Regions from separate parts of the Homo sapiens genome. Here region 2 is linked to region 1. A link is a contact called in ENCODE Hi-C or POLR2A ChIA-PET data. All regions are on one chromosome and are shown on one strand. Each heading gives the region's core, a stretch centred on a gene start or an enhancer-like site at or near the end of the contact. The rest is flanking DNA. Distances are from core to core; before and after follow the strand shown.

Region 1 (4,843 bases), core at 1,783-4,282:
AAGATCTATATGAAAGCTTGTTTTTGTCTTGTTCTTCTTTGGGTTCCATAACATGGTTCTCAACATAGTGTAGGTGCTCAATACATTTGAATAAATGACTGAATGACTTCATGGTAGATGTTAGAAGTAGGAGCATCTGAGCTAATTTAATTGGATAAGCCAGATGTCACCACGCAGGGGAGAAAAACTGATGGAATTAGACATGAGAACAGGCTTTAGACATAGGGAGGTGTAACAAAATCTCTTGTCTTTGCTTCTTCAGTAATACCTATGACACCTCCAGTTTAGGTTCCACTCCCAGAAAAATCTTCCTGGTAAAATTTATCCCAAAGTTCAGCTTTGTTTTCTGGTCTTTGGGGCTCACACAGAAAATTGTGCAGTAAAATGAAACCTGACTGCTAGTTTCAAGACATGTATAGACATGAAACAGAGAAGTGTGAAGCATGGAGCACAACACAGTTTTGAAAAGACTAGATAGAGGGACAAAACCTTGAGCTGTAGAGTGACAGGAAGACAAAGGGACAGGGTGAAAGGTTATCTTTGGGGACAGTTTTGAAGGTGAATGCTACTCTACTCAACAGCCCTTCTATCTACAACCAAATCTCCACAGCACCTGGCCTCCATTTATATTTCCTAACTCATTTCTTTATTCCTGGGTAGGAAACCAGCAGGCAGCCAAACTGGCTACCAAAATATACTTTTTTTTTGTAGTTTTTATCTTCTTAACTTTCCCTCATGACATCTTTAGCTTGCCTGCCTTAAAGTTCCTCTTCTTCTCCTTTTCAGGTCATTTCCTATTCTACCTATCTTTCTTGACCCAGCCCAAAGCCAGTCTTTAAGATGCTTCTCTGACCAGCTAAACTGAAAATTGCATGCCCCTTCTCTCCACGCTGATGACACTCATGCCATTACCATTTACTTACTAGTAGGCACTTTCTGTTTGGCTTTGTTTTATTACCTTATCTTGTGTAAATGCCCATCTCTACCACTAGTCTCAAAGATGAAAGAGGTGCTGGCTTACAGTTCCTTGTACTGTCACAGTCTTTCTATCAGAGTTTTGCACATGGTAGGGAAATAGTAAGTGATGGCTTATTGTGGCAATTATTAAGGGTTACTGGCACTTGAGAGATGAGTTTTAACATTAAGGCTTAGCTTAAATTAGTAACATGCACATGGATTCCCCCAAATGAGCTCATGATGTTTATTTATTATATATCAAATGAATTGTTTCTATAAAACGATGTTTCTTTTCCTCCTTAGAATTGGCCATCAGGTTTCCTGTGTTTTTCCAAATTCGGCAATATTAGCTTTAACAACAATTATCATTTAGGAAACCATCTGCCAATATATGTTTTTATATACCTTTCCTCCATTGAGTCCAGTGAGCTTTGCCAAACTGTTTCCAAAAGTAGTCTGTTACTTTAATTCACTTTTAACCAGTATGATTATCATAACTTTAATTCCTTCTTCTTACAATTGCTCTACTAACATAAATAAAATTATATTCATTGTTCTCAAAATTCTTATTTATAAAATATGGTACAATCACTTTTCCTCCCCAAAGACTAGGATTTAACACCATTTTTCTGTTATTTTTCTTTAAAATGTGGTTCATGTTGTCACATTTATAAAATTGATTTATACAAAATTTAGTCAATTTTTACTAATTTCATCTGAACTATTCTCTATATATCTATTTATTTGTTTACATTTATTGAAACAAAACATAATCACATCTACCTAAAAATTTTATTTTTATTGTTGTTTCAAATTTCTTGATTGGTTGGTTTAATTGTCAAGTAAATGAACCAAGTATTTTGGCACATGGTATCTGTGTATGAAGACTCACAATGATAGTGTTTTAAAGCATAGGATGAAAATAAGTTAAGATTCCCTAAAGATTAGAATGGTTGATTGCTATAGAAAATTATTTGCTCATTTTGAGCTAAGGAATGAAAGAAAGGCTGTAAAGGAGGTGCTCACTCAGCCTTAACATCACTGAGCCCAACTGAACCATCATCACACCTGTGATTAGAAACCTTCATCATCAATCACCAATTATAGCAGATAAGAATATAGAAGTTAATGATGCCAGTCGTGACAATTGCTGAACACATTTAAATGAGGTGCAGCATCTGATTGAATTGCCAGATAACTTTAAGGATTTCAGTAAATTCCTCTTCTAGTATAAAAATAAAAGTGGAAGGAAAGCACCCCAAAACTATCATGACAGACATATTTGCAAATCAATACTTAAAATAGAGATTTATTGTAGAGAAAAAAGGAGTAAAGCTTTTTGGTTTTGTTTTTGCTTAACATACAAAAAAAAAAAAGTAAACCAAAGCTATAGAGGCAAATGAAAATAATGTGACTAAATTATGCAACTTGAAAAATGAAGCAAAGGACAGATACCCAGAAAATTTGCATGGAATACCAATTTCACTGTCCGAATGAAAAATTAGACTAGAATAACAATGAAAACAAATCCTAGTAGGTAAAACCACAGTGGATTTGTTTGTGTCAGGTCACATCTGCCGAGCCCAGAAAGCCTGCTGAGGACACTGGTTAATAGTAAACACCTTTTTGGAGCTGCCTGTCACAAGGACCACATCAGGGAATTCCCCTTAATAAAATCAGTAACTTTATTTAAAAAAAAAAAAAAACTAAAAACTAAAGTCATCAACTTATATTTAAATTTCAAAAAGAGAACTAGCTTTTTAAAAAAATTACAAACAAATGTATAAATCTAGATTTTGTATGCTATACTGGATCTGCTTAAGGTGCCACATGCCTGTATTTAGAATATGTCCCACAAATAAAAATAATATTCTATGAATGCAATAAAAAACAGAGATATTGGCTAGCTGTTTTGCTTAATCTGTAAAGTGAGATATGAAAAGCTGATATAAAAAGAATAACCATAGCATTAACAATACTGATGTCATGGCAGCTGGCATACCTACAATGTTTTAGGCCCTAAACTACATTTTCTACCGTCACTGTCACGTGGCGAGCCACATATTGTGCAATATGCTTTAGCAGGCATGTTGCTAGTAAACTGAAGAAGCACTTGCTTGATGGGAAAAAGAAAGGATGAAAGAAACGACCAGAGCAAACTTGAGGTCAAACACAAAATCAAAGTTTATGATTTGGCTCTCAGTTTTATTTCAATAACTGAGAAGGAACGAAAAAGAAGCAGTAAAGCAAAACAAAGTAGAATGCACTCATTTGGAGCCAGGAAAATGTTTTTGAAGGAATCTTTGGGGTGGAAGTGCTTAGTCACAATACTGGTTGCATAAGGAGTGCTACGCAAGAAAAATAACTCGATCTTGGGGGAAGAGCTCTCCCGTGTGGTGTGTCCCTCCTGTCACTGTGAGGACCACAGTCATGGTTGTGAAACCAGCCGGCAACTCAGGCTGCCCTGGTGCCACAGAGCTCCAAGTCCAAGAAGTAAGACCAGCAGCGTGTTAATCTTATTAATCCCAAAACTGGCTTTATTTCTGCACTGGAGAGGAAGGATAGGGGGTTTCTATTACTGACTAGGAATCTGAAACCCAACTTTGTGGTTCCCAAAAACCCAGTTCAGAAAACCTTATTTAAACATTTATTTAACTCACCTGCTTAACTCAGTCCCCATCCCCTCCCCTACCAGGAATCAAGTAACTCAGAATCGATGGATGCATTTTATGTCTTCCTCAATCATACAAGCCACAAATGGTTACCTAAGGGCTAATTTTGCACCGGCCCTTCCTATAACTCCCTAGTAGTGGAACATCGGCCCTGTACACGCAGGACAGGGGTCAGGAGAGCCAACAGTTGGAGGTTTAGACTTTGAGTACTAAAAAGCTCATTTTCAAACATTTCATCTGATTTCTCTTTCCTGATAGAAGTTTTCTGGGGGGATTTTTTTCCTCAGCTGTTATCTATTTCTAACAAAAACTTTAGAAAAATTTTCCTGTATAGATATTTCACCATGGGAAACATTTATTATAATAAGAATTTAAGTGTATATTTAGGAGTCCTTATGCAAGTGAGCAGCAACTAGTTTATTCAATTAATTGAACAGCTGAGAACTACAAATGGTTTTTTATGTTATACCAGTTAGAGTTTATTTTACTTATAAAAAACAAATGTGCAACTTAAACTATCTTTTACCGTAATGGCCTTTATTCATTCCCTTGTGTAATTGAAACATTCAGCATGTTCTGGGTTCCCTGCAAGAGTGGATTCAGCAACCCAGCAATGCCGCAGAGGCTCCTGGTCCCTCCATTTCTAGGCTTTGTCTTGCAAGGCAGCAGCCTCATCCTCTGTCTTGCTCTTGATCCAGGGTGGCTGCTGTCATTCTTCGTCAAGACGTCGAGACCTGTAGGGGCTCACTTTTCTTCCCGCAAACATAGAACCGAAGTCTTGTACTTCATGCAAGTGATCCAGTTCAGGTCAGATAACTACTCTAAACCAATCACTGTGGCCAAGGGGAAAGGACTTTGCTAGGTACCTTACCCTAGTCCAGGTCAGAACTGAATGATGCGCAGTGGTAGTCATTTCCAGGGGCAGCACTTGGTGATATTGACAGGTCTTGGCAAAATCTGATCATGAATCTGTTCTATTTGGTATTTGAAAAAAGGACTGACTTATCTTTTAGAAGTAGACTGAGTTGGCTTCAGATTCTTTAAATTGATCAGGATAAAGGCAGAAACAGGTGAAGGGAGAGATGTTGCTTCCCGAGGGAGACCCTGGACTTCCTATTAACAGGGTATGTGAGATGTCAAGTAATAATAAGAAAAAAACAGCTAAAATGGAAGATATGTAGCCCTAATGGTAATCTGGTTTTCTGCAGTAGGTC
Region 2 (4,948 bases), core at 2,408-4,907, 320 kb before region 1:
ATCCACCTAAATGCCCATCAATGACAGATTGGATTAAAAAATGTGGCACATATACACCATGGAATATTATGCACCCATAAAAGAGAACGAGATCATATCTTTTGCTGGAACATGAATGGAGCTGGAGGCTATTATCCTTAGCAAACTAACACAAGAACACAAAACCAAAACTGCATGTTCTCACTTATAAGTGGGAGCTAAATGATAAGAACTCATGGACACAAAAAAGGAAACAACAGACACTCAGATCTACTTGAGAGGGGAGGGTGGAGGAGGGGGAGCAGCAGAAAAGATACTATTGGGTACTAGGCTTAACACCTGAGTGATGAAATAATCTGTATAAAAAACCCCCAGGACATATGTTGACCTATGTAACACACCTTTATATGCACCCTCAAACCTAAAATAAAAGTTAAAAAAAGGAATTTACTATAGTTAAATTATATAGCATGTTTCACACAACCTTCATCTTCATCTCCTTGCTTCTAATTTTTTTTTTTTTTTTTTTTTGAGACGGAGTCTTGCTCTGTCGCCCAGGCTGGAGTGCAGTGGTGCAATCTCAGCTCACTGCAAGCTCCACCCCTGGGTTCATGCCATTCTTCTGCCTCAGCCTCCCAAGTAGCTGGGACTACAGGCACATGCAGCCATGCCCGACTAATTTTTTTTTTTTTTTTTGTATTTTCAGTAGAGACGGGGGTTTCACCGTGTTAGCCAGGATGGTGTCGATCTCCTGACCTCATGATCTGCCTGCCTTGGCCTCCCAAAGTGCTGGGATTACAGGCGTGAGCCACTGCACCCAGCCTACTTCTGATATAATTTTGTGAGGAGTTGGGGAGGCATTATTTTCACATTTGACAAATGAGAAGTGTGAATTGACAAACGCTGAAGTGGGTGGGGAGAGCCTGGAGAATTGGGTGGCCTCAATCCTCACCTGGGCCTTTCCCCATGAATCATGAACCGCTGCCTTCAGTTCTCACATCAACTGCCTAGGGAAATATGACTATGTTCATTCCGCCTCTATGAGAAACTGTTCAGGAGGCACAAGGCAAGTGACTCCCTTCACAAGTGAGGGACTCTTCAATAAGAAAAGATATATATGATAAAAGTCACATCTCATTTAAGTATTCATGGATGCTTTGCATGTTCAAGGAGGTTTTCCAGGCACTGGGAATGGAGTAAAGAGTAAACAGGTGCAATTTCAGGCCTGAAAGAAATCAGAAGCTTGTAGGAAAATAGGCAATGAATTCAAAATTATACCAATAATCACATAATGAAAAGTATTTGGGGATTCTTTCAAAGACAGGCACAGATTTTATGAGGCCCAGATTTTACGAGTAAGTATCTGAAATCAAATCTACGTCACCAGGGGAAAACTCCTTGAAGATATGATATTTAATTTGAAACCTGAAGGCCAGCAAGTTGGAATAGGGCATTTTAGACAGCACATGTAAAAGCTCTGCAAGAAAGAAAGTGGCACTTTGAAAATGCTGGAGGAAGATCAGTATGTTGACAGCATGGTCAACAGGGGTGTAGGTCATGCCTACCTTCAGAGCTAGTCCCAGGCCAGTTCATAGAGCCTTGTGGGTTTGCTAAAAATTTTGGATATTTCCAAAGTGAAATGGGAAGGTACTAAACAGTTTTATGTAGAGGATTAATATGCTCTAACTTCTCATAGTAAACAGTCACTTTAGCTGCTCATTATAGAGAAGGATAAAAGTTGAAAGAAGAATTAGGGAGCTCAAACTAGAAATGTAATAGATAACTGGTTGATATGGTTTGGGTCTGTGTCCCCATCCAAATCTCACCTTGAATTGTAATAATCCCCAGGTGTCAAGGGCTGGACCAGGTGGAGATAATTGAACCATGGGGGTGGTTCCCCCATACTGCTCTCGTGATAGTGAGTGAGTTCTCACGAGATCTGATGGTTTTGTAAGGGGCTTTCCCGTTTGCTGGGCACTCATTCTCTCTCCTGCCACCCTGTGAAGAGGTGTCTTCTGCTATGATTATAAGTTTCTTGAGACCTCCCCAGCCATGTGGAACTGAGACAATTAGACAACTTTTTTCTTTATAAATCACCCAGTCTTGGGCAGTTATTTATAGCAGCGTGAGAAGAGACCAACATACTGGTAGATTCTTTCTTCTTTTTCCTGGATGACTTAATCTTATTTTGCTAACTTTCATAATCTGAGATCTCAGATACCTTGCCACATAAATAGCTATTTTATTCTTTATCTGAAGTTGATTTCTTATTAATGTTATTACTCTAGAAAGTGTAAGCACCTTCCTTATATATGTGATTTATGCAGAGACATTTTGGTTATTAGAGATGATATTAGGAAAATATCCATTTTCCAGGATTTTTGGTTAACAAATGCAATGTAGGACTCACATTTTTGTAGGGTTCACAATTACCTCCACCACATTTCTCAAGAGACTCTCTGGTAACTTTCATTCCAGATCAGTGACAAAGATGACAGAAATTTTTGCTATTGTAGCTCATTTACACACAAGATGAAACAAGCGGGACAGATGTTCCTAAAAAGAATGAAGTGCAATTTAAGAAAATAACTCTCTTTGAACTTTGAAAATGACATGGAGGAAATTTGGATTCTGATTTCAAGAGGTAGAATTTGTGAAGAGTAATGATTTTACAACATCCCACCCCACTCCCTTCTTCCTGGTTGAACTGATGGATGCTCCAACCTACAGCATTTGTACTGATTCTACATTGATCTTTTTCTGCATTGGGCCTGACTTAAGGGAATCTGACAGCACTGGGCCAAAAAACCAGTAACATTTATTAGGCCCTTGGTTACTGAACAAGCACAGAGACAAAGAAAAACTTAACTGAAGATTGTGTTTATACATTTGACACGTGTCAGGTAAGATATTTGGTTCACATGCAATAAAAATGAAATGTAGATTTCTCTGGAACTCGTGACTTACAGGACTTACTCAAATGGGCATTAAAAAGGTGCAACATGACTGCTTTTCTCTATAAAGGAAGGATATTTAAATTGAGACAGTGGAGAAATGCACATTATACAGGTACATCTTCCGTCTAGAAAAGAATTCTTGCCTTTTTTCTTTTATTGGCACAGACAGAGAAGAGAAGAGAAGCGGTGTGTCCATTTGTTTGCTTTCCAAATGTTTAAATGTCACTCAAGAGAAAGTTTTTCCCATATTTCTATGAGACTCGTCTTATCACCAGAATTCAAGTCTACAATCTCTTATACACAATTCCAAAATTGAAAATTCTGAAACTGTAAATGTTTTTGCAATTTTGGCTCCAAAGCTCTTTGAGTGGCAAAATCTGCCTTAATCTGATGTGAGGCTATTTATAGACTTTATTCTACTAAGAATATTTATTTCACTGTATAAATTTTAATATATTTATTGTGTGGTGCACCCTCAGGCCTGTATATGCAGAATATTTAGAATATACACTGTATTTCCTTTCTAACATCTAAAATATTTTGAATTTTCATCTAAGAGTTTTGGATAAAGGAATGTGAACCTATGCCACAGAGAAAAGAAAATTCAGTTCATTGAGCCTGATTACCTCCAAGCTCCTATCACTGTGGGCAAGGGTTGAAAGACTTGTCATATTGGGAAATGAAGTCCTTGTCCAAATGACCCGATGAATCACTTCCTTCCTTTTTGGCCAGTCTGGTCTGTTCATGGGTCACCGAAGACAAGAGTCAAAGAATCACTGTGTTTTAGAACAGACGTGCTGATCTAAATTTTAGATTCTAAAATATGCTCTGTTGACTAAGCTGCATTGCCTGGTAACAAAGACAATCACAATGAGGATTCATTCATTCCATAAATATTTACTGAGCACCTATTATGAAATGTCAAACATGTTGTAACAGAAAAAGAACCTAGATACAACTCAGGAGCCCTGGGTTCAAATTGGTTTAGCCATCTAACTCCTGTATAAAGTTTGGCAAGTCATTTAACTTCTCTTTCTCTCTAGATATTTATGATAATTAAATTTAATAATATACTCAAAAGATTTGTACATTTTATTGAGCTTCTGTGCTAAATGCCTTATATGTACCATATAAAGAATTATTATGTGCAGAGAATAAGATTGGTGGGCATACTAGGATGGGTAAAACACCCACTCTCAAAGAGCAAACTGATAGAGGAGTAACATATGCACCTACAGAACTATGCCAGGCTTTTATTTTTTTTTTTAATCACTGATAGGCAGCACCAAAATAATTTTGGAAGATAAGCTGCTCTAAGTCCTTGCAAGAAAAATATGGACGGGGGAAGGGAGAAAGAAGCATCTGAAAGGAATTTCATCTAAAACAGCTGCCTTGCTAAGTCCCTGTTTCAAATTGCCTGTTAGCTGATCTGACTTAAGACTTTTTTTTGTAATCAAGAAACAAAATCTGTGGGGTTTGCTAGTTCAATTCATTTGCACATTTCTCACAGCTACATATGGCAGGACTGGAATGATCAAATTTCCTTCAGCTTTATCATAAATCAGAGAGATTCCAATGTGTCCTTCACAGCTTTAAGTTTTCAAAACCATCACGACTAATGAAATATTTATTCTGAGACCTACAGCCACTTGCATGGAGTCACGTTCCTTAGAGGAGAGACTTTGACAAAAAGCCCATCAAAAAAGCAGCTGGGGGCCCCCGACCCTGGCCGCACTACCATTCTCCACTTTTGGCCTTTGCATCTGCCACCTTCAGGTTACCAAATGGCATCTCTCATAAACTGTAAGCACAGGCATTTTGCTCAACCCGACAGCTTTCAGTTGGAAACTAATCAAACTTTAAGGATTCGACTTAAGAGCAGGAAAAGGCTTTCTCAAGGTTTTATTACTTTGTAAAATGTATTAGGTTACAAATCAAGTTAATTTTAAAAGAGAACCTAGTTATTTTTTACTAGATGGTTTAAAAGTTTTCACTGTTATATAAAGCCAAAC

What was found. Hi-C counts contacts between places; a loop is a spot of excess contacts on that map. ChIA-PET counts read pairs that join two places held with the same protein, here RNA polymerase II (POLR2A). Pooled maps may share reads with other maps.
Region 2: a pooled map shows a loop between it and region 1 (3-fold over the local background). The contact joins two enhancer-like sites. A Hi-C loop is called at or near these places in 1 of 168 maps with a recorded cell type or tissue (heart right ventricle) and 2 of 50 pooled maps. POLR2A ChIA-PET finds 5 or more read pairs at or near these places in 1 of 52 experiments (PC-9).

The regions. Positions count from the first base shown.
Region 1 is chr2:150,908,824-150,913,666 of GRCh38, forward strand. No RefSeq gene overlaps it. Among named protein-coding and RNA genes, the nearest start is that of LINC02612, 280 kb to the left of the region's middle. Within about 2 kb of position 3,033, at least 18 of the 41 ENCODE cell types and tissues checked have a DNase peak (open chromatin) inside an H3K27ac peak, as active enhancers do; they include PC-9, where a contact is called at or near this core.
Region 2 is chr2:150,583,319-150,588,266 of GRCh38, forward strand. No RefSeq gene overlaps it. Among named protein-coding and RNA genes, the nearest start is that of LINC01920, 14 kb to the left of the region's middle. RefSeq lists an enhancer at 3,477-3,771. Within about 2 kb of position 3,658, at least 5 of the 41 ENCODE cell types and tissues checked have a DNase peak (open chromatin) inside an H3K27ac peak, as active enhancers do; they include PC-9, where a contact is called at or near this core.